Regions from separate parts of the Homo sapiens genome. Here region 2 is linked to region 1. Evidence: read pairs that join two places in POLR2A ChIA-PET (ENCODE). Cell type or tissue: Panc1. All regions are shown on one strand. Links, peaks and the distances in the headings refer to the core of each region. The heading gives the core; the rest is flanking DNA.

Region 1 (7,013 bases), core at 835-5,834:
CTGGAGTGCAATGTCGTGATCTTGGCTCACTGCAACCTCCACCTCCCGGGTTCAAGTGATTCTCCTGCCTCAGCCTTCCAAGTAGCTGGGATTACGGGTGCTCGCCACCACGCCTGGCTAATTTTTTGTATTTTGAGTAGAGACAGAGTTTCACTATGTTGGCCAGGCTGGTCTCGAACGCCTGACCTCAGGTCATCCGCCCACCTCGGCCTCCCAAAGTACTGGGATTACAGGCGTGAACCCCCGCGCCTGGCCTGCTTGTGGGGGTTTTCACGGATGCTCTTGATCAGGCTGAAGAAACTCCTTTTATTCCTAGTTTGTTGAATGTTTTTATCATGAAAGCGTGTTGGAGGTTGTCAAATGTTTTGTGTCTATTCAGTGATCACACGGTTTTTGTCCTTTTCTCTACTGATCTGGTATGCAGGCATCCCCATCACACACTAGGCTTGGTGACTGCACTTGAGGGACTCACAGGACTTAGCCTACCATCATACTAGTGGCTGGGATTTACTACGGTGAAAAGATGCGACGCAGAATTAGTAACAGGAAGATGCATTTGGGGTGAGGGCCGGAGGAAACCAGGTACAAGCCCCCAGAGTCCCCTCCCCTGGGGTCCCCTCCCGCAGAATGTGCTGAATCCTCCAGCCTCGAGCTGTGACATGTGCAAAGTGTTCTCTACCAGGGAAGCCTGCCTGAGCCCAGGAGTCCAGGGTTTTCACTGGGGGTTGCTCATGTAGGTACGTTGTGCCTGCGTGACTGAATATGGTCACCGAAATGCCAGGCTCAGAAGAAAAGCAAGTGTTCAGCAAATATCACATGATTTGTATAGAAAAGAGTGAGCAGTTGTTATTTGGGGATAGTATTGTATCCACATAGGAGCTCTTTACCAGTCAAGTTCCCAGATGCCAGCTGGGCGTGGTGGCTCATGCCTGTAATCCCAGCACTTTAGGAGTCCGAGGCGGGTGGATCACTTGAGGTCGGGAGTTCGTGACCAGCCTAGCCAACATAGCGAAACCCCGTCTCCACTAAAAATACAAAAATTAGCTGAGCGTGGTGGTGCGCACTTCTAATCCCAGCTACCTGGGATCACTCACAGTGATCTTGCAGTGAGCCAAGATCACACCACTGCACTCCAGCCTGGGCGACAGAGTGAGACTCCGTCTCAAAAAAAAAAAAAAAAAAAAAAAAGTTCCCAGATGCCAGCCAAGGGTGAACCTTGCACACAGGCTGTTCTTAGGGCAGCAGTCTCAGGCCTGCTGTGTTACATTAATTGGTTTTGCATGTTGATGCATTCCTGGGATAAATCTTACTTGGTCATGGTATATAATCCTTTTTTATGTTGCTGGATTCTGTTTGCTGGTATTCTACGTTCCTAAGAAATACTGGTCTGTAGTTTTCTCTTTGTGATTCCTTTGCTTGGTTTTGATATCAGGGTGATACTGGTCTTAGAGAATGAGCTGGGGCCAAGCATTGCGGCTCATGCTTGTAATGCCAGCACTTTGGGAGGCCAAGGCAGGTGGACTGATTGAGCCCAGGAGTTGGAGACCAGCCTGGACAACATGGGAAAACCCCGTTTCTACTAAAAATAGAAAAATTAGCCAGGCGTGGTGGTGCGTGCATGTAGTCCCAGCTACTCAGGAGGGTGAGGTTCAAGTGAGCTGAGATGGCACCACTGCACTCCAGCCTGGGTGTCAGAATGAGACTCTGCCAGAATGAGGTCCATAGTAAGGTCTCATCTTTATTCCTGATTTTAGTATTTTCAGTATTCTTGCTTTTCAATTTTTTTGATCTGTAGATAGAGCTAAATATTTGTCAATTTTATTGATCCTTATACAGAACCAACTTTTGGTTTCATTTATTATTTATTTCCTTCCTTCTGCTTCAGTTTTTTTTTTTTTTTTTTTTTTTTTTTTGAGATGAGTCTTGCTCTGTCGCCCAGGCTGGAGTGCAGTGGCGCAATCTCGACTCACTGCAACCTCCACCTCCTGGGTTCAAGCAATTCTCCTGCTACAGGCTCCCACCACCACGCCTGGCTAATTTTTCTATCTTTAGTAGAGATGGGGTTTCACCATGTTGGTCAGGCTGGTCTTGAACCCGTGGTCTCGTGATCTACCTCCCTCGGTCTCCCAGTGTGCTGGGATTACAGGTGTGAGCCACCACGCCCAGACTTTTAGTTCTTTTTTTTTTAGTTTTTCTATTTTTTGTGGAGATGAGGTCTTGCCCATGCTAGTATGGAACTCCTGGGCTCAAGCGATCCTCCCACCCTAGCCACCCAAAATGCTAGGATTACAGGTGTGAGCCACCATGCTTGGCCCTGTTTATTCATTTAGAGATGGGATCTTGCTCTGTCTCCCAGGCTGGAGTGCAGTGGTACAATCATGCTTCACTGCAGCCTCAATCTCCCAGGTTCAAGCGATACTACCAGCACATGCTACCATGACTGGCTGAGTTTTTGGCAGAGACGAGGTCTCACCATGTTGCCCAGGCTTCTTCCTTTTTAATAGAAGTGTTTTTAGCTATAGATTTCCCTCTAAGCACGGCTTTCAGTGCATCCCATAAGTTTTATTTCAAAGTATTTTATAATTATCTTCTTTGGCTCATTGTTTTGTTTGTTTTAAATTACACACAGGGTCATGCTCTGTTGCCCCAACTGGTTTCAAACTCCTGGGCTCAAGTGATCCTCCTGCCTCTGCCTCCCAGAGTGTTGAGATTACAGGCGTGAGCCACCATGCCCAGTCTGACTCACTGGTTTCTTATAAGTGTGTTCTTTAATTTCTACGTATTTCTGAGTTTCCCAAATTTCTCTGTTTTTGATTTGGTTTTTGTTTGTCACCTAGGCTGGAGTGCAGTGGCACAATCTTGGCTCACTGCAACCTCTGCCTCCCGAATAGCTTGGATTACATGCATGTACCACCATGCCTGACTAATTTTTGTATTTTTAGTAGAGATGGGGTTTCACCATGTTGGCCAGGCTGGTCTCGAACTCCTGACCTCAAATGATCTGCCTGCCTTGGCCTCCCAAAGTGCTGGAATTACAAATGATCTGCCTGCCTTGGCCTCCCAAAGTGCTGGAATTACAGGTATGAGCCACTGTATCCAGCCGTGAAAGGACTGAAATGATACAAAGTATGTTCTTTGACCATAGTGGGATGTAATTACAAACCAATAACAAGGCTGGGCACAGTGGCTCTTGCCTGTAATCCCAGCACTCGGGAGACCCGAGACAGGAGGATCATTTGAGGTCAGAAGTTTGAGACTCAGCCTGGCCACCATGATAAAACCCTATCTCTACTGCAAATACAAAAATCAGCTCGGTGTGGTGGTACATGCCTGTAATCCCAGCTACTCAGGGGGCTGAGACAGGAGAATTGCTTGAACCCGGAAGGTAGAGTTTGCAGTGAGCTGAGATCATGCCGCTGTACTCCAGCCTGGGCCACACACAGACTCCATCTCAAAAAATAAAATAATGGACTCTTGCTTTATGGCCTGGCTGTGGTTGAGAAGAACCTGAATTCTGCTGCTGGCAGCTTCCCTCTTGTTCTCTCTCTGTCCCATGGCTGTCATGTGAAGGATGCTCAAGTGGGCCCAAGGAGGGGTCCCTATGGTGAGGAGCAGGGCCTCCAGCCTCACTTGGGCCTTCAGATGACTGCCACCCTGGCTGACAAATTCTCTTCAACCTCAGGAGTCAGAACCACCCAGCCCAACCACTCCCATAATGTTGACCCACAAAAGCTGAGACAGCAAATATTTGTTGTTTTAAGCCCACTACGTTTTGTTGTAATTGGTCATGCACCATTAGATAACAAATACAATTACCCATAAATCTGCTGGCTTTCAGGAGAACACGTCTTGAAGCACAGCTGAACTTGAATCTTTTCTGTGGAAAAATAATTGAAAATATGAATTAATAATTCTTCTCTTGTTGAAGCTGACAGAACCAAGGACACACACCTTGTTAACGACGCCCTCAAGGCTGTGAGGAGAAAGACAACCGGGTGAAGCAACGCTGGGAATTCAACGCATCAATTACCTTCCCAGGTAACAGCAGCTACTTGAGCTCCTAAGAGTTGACCTTCAGCTGCTGTCATGGAAAATAGTGGGGGTCAACTAGACATCAAAGATGAAAGGCCAGGCCTCCAGCACAACTTTCTCTGTAAGCTCGATAGTGGCTTTCTCAAAGAAATCCTTTTCTCAAAAAAATTTCTTGTAAAGACAGGGTCTTGTTCTGTCACCCAGGCTGGACTGCAGTGCATGGCTCACTGCAGCCTCAACCTCCCGGGCTAGAGTGATCCTCCCCTTTTCTGAGGAGCTCAGACCACAAGCGTGCACCACTGTGCCCAGCTGATTTATAAACTTTTTTTTTAGAGACAGGGTTTCACCATGTTGGCCAGGCTGTTTTCTTTCAAGGTTTCACCATGTTGGCCAGGCTGTTTTCTTTTCTTCTCTTTTTTTGAGATGGAGTTTCACTCTTGTTGCCCAGGCTGGAGGGCAGTGGCGCGATCTTGGCTCACTGCAACCTCCGCCTCCCAGGTTCAAGTGATTCTCCTGCCTCCCAAGCAGCTGGGATTACAGCGTAGCTGGGATTACAGGCATGCGTCACCATGTCCAGCTAATTTTGTATTTTTAGTAGAGACGGGGTTTCTCCATGTTGATCAGGATGGTCTCGAACTCCTGACCTCAGGTGATCCGCCTGCCTCAGCCTCCCAAAGTGCTGGGATTACAGGCGTGAGCCACTGTGCCTGGCCAACTTGGATTTGTTACTGTTATACAGGACATGGCCCTTAATATTCACATGAATGACAGTGAGACACACAATGCTTTCTAAAGATTGGTTTTGGCCGGGTGTGGTGGTGCACACCTGTAATCCCAGTTACTCGGGAGGCTGAGGCAGGAGAATCACTTGAACCCAGGAGGCAGAGGTTGCAGTGAGCCAAGATGGCTCCATTGCACTCCAGCCTGGGCAACAAGAGCAAAACTCTGACTCAAGAAAAAAAAAAGGTTGGGCACAGTGACTCACGCCTGTAATCCTAGCACTTTGGGAGGCCAAGACAGGCGGATCACGAGGTCAGAAGATCAAGACCATCCTGGCTAACATGGTGAAACCCCGTCTCTACTAAAAATACAAAAAATTAGCTGGGCTTGGTGGCAGGCACCTGTAGTCCCAGCTACTCGGGAGGCTGAGGCAGGAGAATGGTGTGAACCCGGGAGGCGGAGCTTGCAGTGAGCCGAGATCGCGCCAGTGCACTCCAGCCTGGGCAACAGAGCAAGACTCAGTCTCAAAAAAAAAAAAAAAAAAAAAAACAAAGACTGGTTTCACATTCTGTTTATATGAATAATTTGTGTGTGCACAAAAGCAGTCTGCTCAGTGGGTGCCTGGCCTGGGGCATCAGTTCTGAGCTGGAAGAGATGAGGATGCCCACAGCCCTGCCTCTGCCCCACAGCCTGCCTGTACCTGGGTCCTCCTGCTGGGCCGTGGTGGGGAGCCGCTCCCGTTGCCTCAAGGCCTCCAGGCCTGCCAGGTCAGGCTGATGGCAGTGGCTGCGCATGACCATGATGCGGTGGCCCTGGGTTATGGCGCGGCTGCGGCAGCCCAGCCGAGCCTGGTCCCGGCACATCCAGTACACCTTCTCCCCAGCCGCCTTCTCCTTCCTGTAGAGGAAGGACTCGTGCACCAGGAACCTGCCCCCCAGGGAAGTCCTCAGGAACTCCAGGGGCCGGAGAGGATCTGAAAGGGAAAGTGACACTGTGAGTGGGGCCACAGGGGCCTGGGTGGCAGGGCTGGGGGTCTGATTTGTATCCCCCAGCCAGGCCCCACCAGGAATCTGCGATCCCCTAGCACGCTGCACGGTGGTCCCTGCCCTCCTCCCCTCTGGGCCCTGCAGCCCAGACTCCCACGCTGGCTGGCCCTTTCCAAGGGCTCTGGGGATGACTGGGCACGTGGCCTGGCAAGCACTGGACCCTGAATGCTCCTGAAGGACTCTCCCAACCCCTCAGACCTCATGCTTGCAGGTGCATCCCCCAGGGCAGGGGCTGAGCCTTTCTGGGCTGGGCACCAGGGCCTCCTGGCTCCCTGTCCACCTACCCCTCAGCCAGCTGGCAGCTGACTTTTAACAAGCTGAACTAAAAGGTCACATGATGTTGGGGTGGCCAGAGAGAACCCCGTGAGACTAGAAGCAGTGTGGGTGGCGTGGGGGTAGACCAAGAGTGTCCAGGATCCACCGTACGGCCCGTCAGCAGATGCCAAGCACTCTCTGTGGCTGCCAATGCCACCCCTGGCCACCATCCTCTTCCTCTAGAGAGCTGAGTGGGTTTCTACCTCCGACAGCCAGTCCCCACTACCCAGAGGACCAGCTGCAGGAGCTCGGAGCCCGCAGATGGAGCCTCCTGCCCCTGGGGAGTTTATGGCCCCGGCTGTCAGACCACCATGCACAACACACAACACCCCACGGGCAGCCTCCAGCCAGCGTGTGGGGCACAGGTCCTGGGAGACCAGGCAGACCCAGCCCAGCACCCTCCACACGCACCTGGGCTGTCCCACTGCGCCAGGTTGGGGAAGTGCTCCCGCTGCCGCAGGGCCTCCAGGCCGCCCAGGTCCGGTGGGTGGCAGTGCCTGCGCATGACCATGACCCGCCGGCCCTGGGTGATGGCGCGGCTGCGGCAGCCCATGCGGGCCTGGTCCCGGCAGGTCCAATACACCTTCTCCCCGGCCGCCTTCTCCCGCCGGTAGAGGAAGGACTCGTACACCAGGAAGCTGCCCCCCAGGGGCGTCTTCAGGAACTCGGGGCCTCCTGTTGAGAAATGGGAGGGGAGGAGCAGCGGACACCAGCTCTCAGAGCCCAGATCAGCATGGCCCCGAGATGAGACCTCCCACAACGCCCACACCTCCTCCTCACAGTGAGGTGGCCCCGGAGCCCAGGACACAGATGCCACCATCCCCCCAACTCTGCTGGGGCTCCAGCTGCTGGGGTCCGCCTCCTGAGGCTGGGGACTGGTCAGGTGAGGCCCCTGCAGGT
Region 2 (10,777 bases), core at 2,183-7,182, 140 kb after region 1:
AACTGAGACTGCACTGGTTTTCTCCTAAGAAATCTAAGCAATGGGTTGGGAGTGGTTGGGGGAGAAATGGTAGCTGCTCTCAGGTGTAGAGCTGGAGAGGGTGGGATTCCCTGGTGGGGTAGAGGCACTCACTTTGCAGGTGTCTACACTGCCATCCTCAGCACCAGCACAAAACATGGAATCCCAGATCATACTACGGCTAGAGGGCTGTTCAAACAGGTAATTACACCTGGTGTTGTTTAAGATGGTGACCTGTGCTTCCCGGAGGTTGTAAGGAGGTGGCAGAGGTGCTGGAGATAGGACAGAAAAGGACAGCACCCTTCACCTCTCCTCTGCTATCTGGAGCAGGGAGAGGAGAAAGGGCATGTGTTATAGGGGTGGGGAGAAGGTCCCTGACACACCCACAACACCCAGCATTGCTCTTGACTCCCCAGCACCCAGTGCATCAAAAGCAATCAACAATATCACAGAATAACCCAATAGATGGGCCAGGCTGTTGCAGTGCTTCCTGAAACTCGGTTTCTCTATCTGTAGAATGGAGATGATAGCCCCTGCCTGAGTCCGCGGAGAAATTTCTCAACCAAAGCATGGCAGGAAGAAGGGCTACAGTAGATGAGAATGTTTATGATTAACACATGACAGCTGTGGGATCCAGGTCAAAACTTGCCATATTTGATGAAAGACATGAACCCACAGATTCAAGAAGCTGAGCAAATTCCACAGGATAAACACAAAGAGATTTACACTGAGACACATTATAATAAAACTAACAAAAGATAAAGGGAGAGTCTTATGAACATGGAGAGAGAAGTGATACATCAAGGACAAGGGATCCTCAGCAAGATTAACAGAAACAGTCAACCAAGAATTTTATATCAGGAAAAAAATGAAGAAGAAATTAAGACATTCTCAGATAACCAAAAGCTGAGAAGATTTGTCATTAGTTGACCTATCCTACAAGAAGTGGATAAAGGAATCCTTCCAGTTAAAATGAAAGAACACTAGAGAGTAACTCAAAGTCATACAAACAAAGAGCCCTGGTCAAGACAACTACATAGGTAAATATAAAAGTCAGTATTATTGTAGTTTTGGTGTGTAACTCCTCTTTTTCTTATGTAATTTAAATGACAAATACATAAAACAATAATTATAAATCTAGGTTAAAGGTTACACAATGAACAAAGATGTAAATTGTGACAATAACAACATAAAGTGGAGGAATGGAGCCATATAGGAACAGAGATTTTTTTTAATACTGTTGAAGCTAAGTTAGTATAAATTCAAAGTAGGTTATTATAAGGTTTAGATGTTAATTGTAATCCCTAGAGCAACCACTAACAAAGCAAAATAAACACGGAGAAGGAAATGAGAAGGGAATCAATATGGTACTCTAAAACAATCAGTTAAACAAAAATGAGGAAATAAGAAACAAAAGAAATAAAAAATATCAGCATGGAAAAAAGATATGATGAGATCTAAAAACCAAGTAACAAAATGGCAGAAGTCATTCTTTGCAGATCTGTAATCAATTACTCTTAATGTAAAGGGCTTGAATGCTCCAAATAAAAAGCAGAGACTGATAAAATCGCTTTTAAAAAAATCACTGGATCCAGATAGGTGCTCCTTATAAGAGAGTCACTTTAGATCCAGTGAAACACACAGGCTGAAAGTGAAAGGTTGGGAAAAATTTCCATAAAAATAGTAACCAAAAGAGAGCTGAGGTTACTATACTCTATCAGACAAAATAGAATTTAATACAAACTTGTTATAAGAGTCCAAGAACGTCCCTCTCCCTCTCCCTCTCCCTCTCCCTCTCCCCACGGTCTCCCTCTCATGCGGAGCCGAAGCTGGACTGTACTGCTGCCATCTCGGCTCACTGCAACCTCCCTGCCTGATTCTCCTGCCTCAGCCTGCCGAGTGCCTGCGATTGCAGGCATGCGCCGCCATGCCTGACTGGTTTTGGTGGAGACGGGGTTTCGCTGTGTTGGCCGGGCCGGTCTCCAGCCCCTAACCGCGAGTGATCCGCCAGCCTCGGCCTCCCGAGGTGCCGGGATTGCAGACGGAGTCTGGTTCACTCAGTGCTCAATGGTGCCCAGGCTGGAGTGCAGTGGCGTGATCTCGGCTCGCTACAACCTACACCTCCCAGCCGCCTGCCTTGGCCTCCCAAAGTGCCGAGATTGCAGCCTCTGCCCGGCCGCCATCCCGTCTGGGAAGTGAGGAGTGTCTCTGCCTGGCCGCCCATCGTCTGGGATGTGAGGAGCCCCTCTGCCTGGCTGCCCAGTCTGGAAAGTGAGGAGCGTCTCCGCCCGGCCGCCATCCCATCTAGGAAGTGAGGAGCGCCTCTTCCTGGCCGCCATCACATCTAGGAAGTGAGGAGCGTCTCTGCCCGGCCGCCCATCGTCTGAGATGTGGGGAGCGCCTCTGCCCCGCCGCCCCATCTGGGATGTGAGGAGCGCCTCTGCCCGGCCGCGACCCTGTCTGGGAGGTGAGGAGCGTCTCTGCCCGGCCACCCCGTCTGAGAAGTGAGGAGACCCTCTGCCTGGCAACCACTCCGTCTGAGAAGTGAGGAGCCTCTCCGCCCGGCAGCCACCCCATCTGGGAAGTGAGGAGCATCTCCGCCCGGCAGCCACCCCGTCCGGGAGGGAGGTGGGGGGGGTCAGCCCCACGCCCGGCCAGCCGCCCCGTCCGGGAGGGAGGTGGGGGGGTCAGCCCCCCGCCCGGCCAGCCGCCCCGTCCGGGAGGTGAGGGGCGCCTCTGCCCGGCCGCCCCTACTGGGAAGTGAGGAGCCCCTCTGCCCGGCCACCACCCCGTCTGGGAGGTGTGCCCAACAGCTCATTGAGAACAGGCCATGATGACAATGGCGGTTTTGTGGAATAGAAAGCGGGGAAAGGTGGGGAAAAGATTGAGAAATCGGATGGTTGCCGTGTCTGTGTAGAAAGAGGTAGACATGGGAGACTTTTCATTTTGTTCTGCACTAAGAAAAATTCTTCTGCCTTGGGATCCTGTTGATCTGTGACCTTACCCCCAACCCTGTGCTCTCTGAAACATGTGCTGTGTCCACTCAGGGTTAAATGGATTAAGGGCGGTGCAAGATGTGCTTTGTTAAACAGATGCTTGAAGGCAGCATGCTCGTTAAGAGTCATTACCAATCCCTAATCTCAAGTAATCAGGGACACAAACACTGCGGAAGGCCGCAGGGTCCTCTGCCTAGGAAAACCAGAGACCTTTGTTCACTTGTTTATCTGCTGACCTTCCCTCCACTATTGTCCCATGACCCTGCCAAATCCCCCTCTGTGAGAAACACCCAAGAATTATCAATAAAAAAAAAATTAAAAAAAAAAATAAGAGTCCAAGAACAACATTACATATTGATAAAACAATCAAATCATCAAGAAAATATACCAATCATAAATATCTTCATACCTAACAACAGATCGCCAAAACATATAAAGCAAAATTGACAGAATTGGTGGGAGAAATAGACAGTTCTACAACAATAGTTGGAGATGTTAATAGCTCACTATTAATAATTGATAAAACGGCTGGGCACCGTGGCTCACACCTGTAATCCCCGAACTTTGGGAGGCCGAGGTGGGTAGTTCACCTGAGGTCAGGAGTTCGAGACCAGCCTAGCCAACATAGTGAAACCCCTTATTGATACATCCCACAAAATGAACCTTGGAGACACTATGTTATATGAAAGAATCTAGACCCCTAAAAATCATATGTTGTATGTTCCATGTGTATGGAATAGAAAAAAAGCTCATAGAAAAAGGATATAAAGAAAGAAAATATTTTCATATAGCTATACAATGTGTTTGTGTCTTAAGGTAGCTGCTATTACAAAACAGTAAAAAAGTTAAAATAGCTATAATTTTTATAAAGTAAAAAGTTTACAGTAAGCTAAGTTCCACTTGCTATTAAAGAAAGAAAAGGTTTTTGGGTAAATTTAGTGTAGCCTCAGTATACAGTGTTTATAAAGTCTACAGTAGTGTACAGTCATGTCCTAGACCTTCACATTCACTCACCATTCGTTCACTTACCAACAGCCACTTCTAGTCCAGCCAGCTCCACTAATGGTAAGTGCCTAGGGCACAGGTATACTGTTTTTTATCTTTTTTTTTTTTTTTTTTTTTGAGATGGAGTCTTGCTCTGTCACCCAGGCTGGAATGCAGTGGTGCCATCTCGGCTCGCTGAAACCTCTGCCCCTCACGGGTTCAAGCGATTCTCCTGCCTCAGCCTCCCAAGGAGCTGAGATTACAGGCACCCGCCCCCACACCCAGCTAATTTTTGTATTTTTAGTAGAGACGGGGTTTCACCATATTGGTCAGGCTGGTCTCGAACTCCTGACCTCAGGTGATTCACCTGCCTCGGCCTCCCAAAGTGCTGGGATTATAGGCTCATGCGCCTGGCCTGGTTTTTATCTTTTATGCCATATCTTTACTGTGCCTCTTCTCTGTTTAGATATGTTTAAGTACATAAGTACTTACCAGTGTGTTACAACTGCTCTGGTATTTAGTGCAGTAACAAGCTGCACAGGTTTGTGGCCCAGGAGCAATGGGCTAGACCACACAGTCTGGGTGTGTAGCAGGCTCTGCCATCTGGGTTTGTGTAACTACACTCCATGATGTTGACACAATGATGAAAGTGCCTCATGATGCATATCTCAGAACATATCCCGGTCATTAAGTGACACATGACTGTAGGCTACAAATCACTGAATTGTGTCCTTCAACACTGAACACTTGAAAATTTTATGGTTTGTGAGTTGCCTCAATTTTTAAAAATCATTGCCTGAGGCTTCTGTCACCAGGTCCTCCCGAACTCCCCCTCACTCCTTCAGGCCCAGGCCAAGCTGGCCTCCCTCTCACACTGTCCTGCTGGCCCCCACAGTCCCTGGAAGGGGGAAGAACTGGGTGTTTGGTCCCTGCCCTGACAGGTGGCAGTGAGAGCAGAAAAGCAAGTGAGGAGAGAATGAGAGCAGGAGGGGCGCAGGTTGCAGCCCCAGACCAAGGAGGGGGCTGCTGTGCTTGTGTAGCGGGAACAGGGGTAGAGGGTAATGCTCACCCCGCACCCCCATCACCCCACCCGGTCTATCCCCAGCCTCACTGCCACTGGGGCTGATTAACCCCCAGCCGGTCACCCAGCAGTCCGGCCGGTGCACGAAGTTGAAGGTGGAAGACTCGATGCAAATGGGCTGGATGTACGCATTGTAGGTGACAGAAGAGGCCAGTCTCAGCAGGGCAATGTCATTGCGTAAAACCCCAAGTGCGTCAGGGTTCACAATGATGTCCTGCACTTTGTAACGACTGCTGTAGGCCCGCAGGTTCCAAGGAGTTGGCCTGGAAGTCAGCTCGCCCAGCTGGACCGTCCACTCGGAGGGATAGTAGTGCCTAGCAGAAAAGGAGAGAGGGCGGGGAGCCTTGGAATAGGGGGCTGGCCGCCTGAGCACGCTGGAGGCCCAGTCCCTGAGGCCAAGCTGCTGGGTGGCTACTGTTTGCTCATCCTGGAGGCCATTAGCAAGTCTGAGGCCCCGGCCGCCCCCCAGACTCACTTTTGGAAGCAGTGCGCAGCCGAGAGCACCCAGCGGCGGCTGAGCAGGCTCCCTCCACATCGGTGGCGTCTCCTCAGGCGCAGGCTGGCCTGCCATGGCCAGCGCCCGCGCGCGGACTCCACTCCGCCCGCCACCAGCGCGTGAATTTCCCGGTGGCCGCAGGCCTCTGGGATGGACAGACGGACGCGGCTGAGCTGCCGGGTGGGGTGGGGTGGGCAGGCCCGCCCTGCCCGGCTTTGCCCCGGGGTGCGCGCAGCGGGGGGCTCCCCGGGGAACCGCGCGCCAAGAAGGTGACGCTAGGGACCCTCCCACGTGGTGGGCAGTGGACGGTCCCACCCCTAGGACCCATTAGTTACTTGAGAGCATCACGTTCTCGGGACCTGGAACAGAGAGCAGTAGATGGGCCCCCGTGCACCCCGGCCCAGCCGCCCTGGCTGGCATCGCGCGTCCTGGGCGCCCTACCTGACAACAGCTCCTCCTCCTGCGACTCTGCAGGACACAAGAAGTGACCCTCGCGGCCTCCACCTCCCGGCCTCCTCGCTGCCCCCGGTCCCGCCTGTAGCGCCCCGAGCTCACCCGGCTTCCCGAGTCCAGCCCGAGCCAGCAGCAGCGCCAGCAGCAGCGCCCCGCGCGCGCCCATGGCCTCCTCTCCCGCGGCCTGGCGCGCCCTCTGCCTCCTCTCGCGCCGGACCGGGGTCGCCCCCTGGGGGCAGGGCGGGTTGGGAGCTCCAGCTTAATCCTCCCAAACCAGGCCCAAGGGCTGTTTGGGGCCTCTCAGGCCTGGTAGCGCCCTGGCTTTCAGCTCCTAAGGGCGGGTCTTCAACCACATTCCTTGATGTGGCCCAGACCCGGTGGACCCCACAGTCCTTTTCTTGTCTGCAGCCCGGGGGTCCTGGCTGCCCGCTTGGTGCCCCCTGCCCTCCACCCACCACCTCCTCCAGCACCAGGGGCCTGGCCCTGAGCCAGGAGTCCCCTTAAAGCAGGTAGGCAAGGCCTTCCTGAGGGCCCGGTGGGGCCTGGAAGATCGCGCCACTGCACTCCAGCCTGGGCGACAGAGCAAGACTCCTTCTCAAAAAAAAAAAAAAAAAAAAAATTAGCTGAGGATGGTGGCACACACCTGAAGTCCCAGCTACTTGGGAGGCTGAGGCAGGAGACTCACTCGAGACTGGGAGATAGAGGCTGCAATGAGCTGCGATAATGCCAGTGCACTCTAGTCTAGGCGACAGATCAAGATATTGGAAAAAAAAAAGAAAGAAAGAAAAGAAAAAGAAAGAAGAAGAAAGAAAGAAAGAGAAAAAGAAAGAAAGACAAGACCTTAACACAGTAAAGTCCACAGCTAAAATCATACTCGATGAAAAAGTGAAAGCTTTTCCTCTAAGATCAGGAACAAGGCAAGGATGCCCAGTTTTACCAATGCCATGCAACATTGTACTGAAACTTCTAGCCAGAATAATTAGACAAAAAAAAAAAGACGTGAGAATCAGAAAGGAAGAAGTAAAATACTTCCATTTGCAGATGACATCTTGTTTGTAGAAGTCTCTAAAGATTTCACACAAGGCCGGGCGTGGTGGCTCACGCCTGTAATCCCAACACTTTGGGAGGCTGAGGTGGGCAGATCACGAGGTCAGGAGATCGAGACCATCCTAGCTAACACGGTGAAACCCCGTCTCTACTAAAAATACAAAAAATTAGCCAGGCGTGGTGGCGGGCACCTGTAGTCCCAGCTACTCGGGAGGCTGAGGCTGAGGCAGGAGAATGGCGTGAACCCAGGAGGCGGAGCTTGCAGTGAGCCGAGATCGCGCCACTGCACTCTAGCCTGGGCGACAGAGCGAGACTCATCTCAAAAAAAAAAAAAAAAAAAAAAGATTTCACACAAAAAAACTGTTAGAACTAATAAATTCAGCAGTTGCAGGATACAAAATTAACACTCAGAAATCAGCTGTGTTTCTATATACTAGCAATGAACAATCCAAAAATGAAATTAAGAAAACCGTCCCAGCCGGGTGTGGTGGCTCACGCCTGTAATCCCAGCACTTTGGGAGGTCGAGGCGGGTGGATCACGAGGTCAGGAGTGTGAGACCAGCCTGGCCAAGATGGTGACACCCTGTCTCTACTGAAAATACAAAAATTAGTCGGGCATGGTGGCGCGTGCCTGTAACCCCAGCTACTCAGGAGGCTGAGGCAGAGAACTGCTTGAACCCGGGAGGCGGAGGTTGTAGTGAGCTGAGATCACGCCACTGCACTCCAACCTGGGCAAAAGAGCGAGACTCCGTCTCAAATTTAAAAAAAAAAAAAATTAAAGAAGACCTAAGTAAACGAAAAGACATTCCATGTTCATGAATTAAAAGACAATCTTAAAACCGCCTTTGCAAACATATCAATGAGAAAAACCTAACGTGGCTGACTCCATCTTGCTTCTAGCCTCACAGGCTGGCTGTCCTTCGCTCATTCCTGGGTGTAGACCAAGCTAACCATGGGAGGAATTTAGTTTATAGTTTAACTTTGAAGTAAGGATGATAATCATCCCTCCCTAAAACTGATCTCCTCCTTGTTCTGGAAATGAAACTGTATTCGTAAAACAAATGAAAGGCTGCCGAGACTAAGTCGCATGCTGACACAGCTCTTGGTGTGCTACGGTACTTGGAGAGAATCTACTGGTCTTGATTCACTGGTGGGGGCAGTTGTTGCTTCCTTTAGTGCCCAGATCAGAAACATACATACCCTGCCTGGGGTTTTGGAAAGTGGGTTAGCAGCCCTCTTTCCTCATACCCATCAAGCAGTTGGTACCTACCACAGTGTATTGTAAACTTTTTTCTCTTCTCTTCTAGGGCTGCTGCAAGGTTCTGGGAAAGGGAAAGCTCCCAAAGCATCGTGTCACCATGAAAGCCAAATTCTTCAGCAAAAGAGCTGAGGAGAAGATTAACGGTGTCTGGGAGGCAGGGGGTTGCGGAGGCCTGTGTCCTGGTGGCTGGAAGCCACATGGAGGGAGGTTCATTAAATGCTAACAACAACAACAAAAAAACCTAATGAAAAGCCATGAGATTAGGATGACGGGAGGGCCTGAGTTCTGCTATGAGGTAGGCATATTTTCAATAATGCCTTTTACTGCTCAGGAGTGGCGTGGCAAAAGGTAACAGGAGTTGTGACTTCCGCAATTGCTTCTATAGATAACATCACTCTTGCAGAATCTAGGATTGGTTTTTTGAGATGTTTTTCAGACTGACCCCACCCAGACTCATGACTCATGGCTCAGCTGATGCTGCCAACCCCCCCAAAGGTGGACTCAGCACACAGGACAAGTTTTTACACTCCTATGATGGCATCTCCAACCAAAGAGCAGCACCGATTCCCTGGCCCCCAGCCCATCAAACTATCGTTGAAAAACCCTAACCTCCAAGCCTTTGGGGAGGCTGACTTGAGTAATAACTCCATCTCCCATGTGGCTAGCCTAGGGTCAATTAAACTCTTTCTTTACTGCAACATCATCTTTTCAGTGAACTGGTTTCGTCTGTGCAGCAGTCAGGAACAAACTGTTGGGCAATTACAATGTTGTTAAAACGTCCATAGTACCCAAAGCAATTTGTGGATTCAATGCAATATCTATCAAAACCCCAATGGCATTTTTCAGACAGAAAAAAATCCTAAAATTTATATGGAATGTCAAAGGACCCAAAATAACCAAAACCATTATAAGAAAAAGGAACAAAACTGGAGGCTTCAAACTTCCCAATTTCAAAAACTATTACCAAGCCACAGGAATCAAAACAATATGGTATTAGCATAAAGACAGACATACAAGTTAACAAAACAGAACAGAGAGCCCAGAAATAAACCCTCATATATATATATACGTATATATATATGTATATATGTATATATATGTATATATATGTGTATATATATGTATATATATGTGTATATATGTATATATGTATATATGTATATATGTATATATGTATATATGTATATATGTATATATGTATATATATATATATATATATATGGTCAACTGATCTACACAATGGGGAAAGGATAATCTCTTCAAAGTGGTGTTGGGAAAACTGGTTATTCACATGCAAAAGAACTGTAATCACCTAATGGGTCCTTCTTGCCAGCTGCACAGTTAATCAATTAACTGAGACCTTGGCATTGCAGTAGGTAAAGAGTTTAACTGACGTGAGGCTGGCCCATACAGGAGAATGAGTTATCACTCAAATCAATCTCTCTGAAGGCTCAGAGGTTAGGGTTTTTATGGACAATTTGGTGGGCAGTGGGCTAGGGAATGGGTGCTGCTGATTCGTTGGGGATGCAATCATAGGGGTCCTTGGGTGCTGATCCACCTTTGGGTAGGGCCACAGGATTAGCTGAGCCGTGAGTCATGAGTCATGAGTCTGGGCGAGGTCAGTCCAAACAAAATCTCAAAAAAACAATCCTAGGTTGTACAATAGTGGTGTTATCTATAGAAGCAATTAGGGAAGTCACAAATCTTGTAAGCTCTGGCCACATGACCCCCGAGCAGTAAGGCATTACTGAAACTATGCCTACCTCTGAGCAGAGTTCAGGCCCCTCCCATCATCCTAGTCTTTTGGCTTTTTATTAGTCTTACAAAGGCGGTTTTTGGTCCCTGAGCAAAGAGGGAGTTAATTTTAGTGGGGACTATTATCATCTTTGCTTTTAAGTTAAACTATAAAGTAAATTCCTCCCGAAGTTAGTTTGGCCTATGCCTAGGAATGACCAAGGACAGCTTGAAGGTCAGAAGAAGACAGAGTTGGCCAGGCGTGGTGGCTCAAGTCTGTAATCCCAGCACTTTGGGATGCCAAGGCGGGTGAACCACCTGAGGTCAGGAGTTTGAGACCAGCCTGACCAACACGGTGAAACCCCGTCTCTACTAAAAAATACAAAAATTAGCTGGGCACGGTGGCAGGTGCCTGTCATCCCAGCTACTCGGGAGGCTGAGGCAGGAGAATCGCTTGAACCTGGGAGGCGGAGGTTGCAGTGAGCCGAAATTGCACTATTGCACTCTAGCCTGGAGACAGAGCAAGACTCTGTCTCAAAAAAAAAAAAAAGGAAGACAGAGTCAGCTATGCTATATTTCTCCATCGTAATTTTGCAACAGTGGTTTCAGAATAAAGATAGGCCCTTATCTTATACCATATACAAAAATCAACTCAAAATGGCTTAAAGAACTAAACGTGAGACCTGAAGCCATAAAATTCCTAGAAG

What was found. ChIA-PET counts read pairs that join two places held together with the same protein. Peaks named below come from ENCODE experiments on the same cell type or tissue, not always from the same donor. Only the 100,000 strongest peaks of a DNase experiment are listed, where the experiment ranks them.
Region 2: POLR2A ChIA-PET joins it to region 1 with 5 read pairs; 5 of 35 experiments call an interaction of 5 or more read pairs at or near these places.

What each region holds. Positions count from the first base shown.
Region 1 is chr16:2,936,896-2,943,908 of GRCh38, reverse strand. FLYWCH1 (FLYWCH-type zinc finger 1) reads right to left here. Exons shown (of 10, transcript NM_001308068.2): 7 at 6,525-6,788; 8 at 5,453-5,725; 9 at 3,817-3,877. It overlaps FLYWCH1-AS1 (FLYWCH1 antisense RNA 1), which reads left to right. Exons shown (of 4, transcript XR_007064947.1): 3 at 425-582; 4 at 3,929-5,446. Among named protein-coding and RNA genes, the nearest start is that of FLYWCH1-AS1, 16 kb to the left of the region's middle. RefSeq lists an enhancer at 5,105-5,718. In Panc1, for the core only: no CTCF peak of the experiment used is centred there; no DNase peak of the experiment used is centred there.
Region 2 is chr16:2,793,902-2,804,678 of GRCh38, reverse strand. It overlaps PRSS41 (serine protease 41), which reads right to left and starts at 6,209. Exons shown (of 6, transcript NM_001395501.1): 1 at 6,131-6,209; 2 at 6,017-6,043; 3 at 5,555-5,720; 4 at 5,110-5,393; 5 at 133-290. The coding sequence starts at 6,194. It overlaps SNORA3C (small nucleolar RNA, H/ACA box 3C), which reads left to right and starts at 8,147; the gene lies at 8,147-8,271. RefSeq lists an enhancer at 1,456-2,418. In Panc1, for the core only: no CTCF peak of the experiment used is centred there; a DNase peak (open chromatin) is centred at 4,628.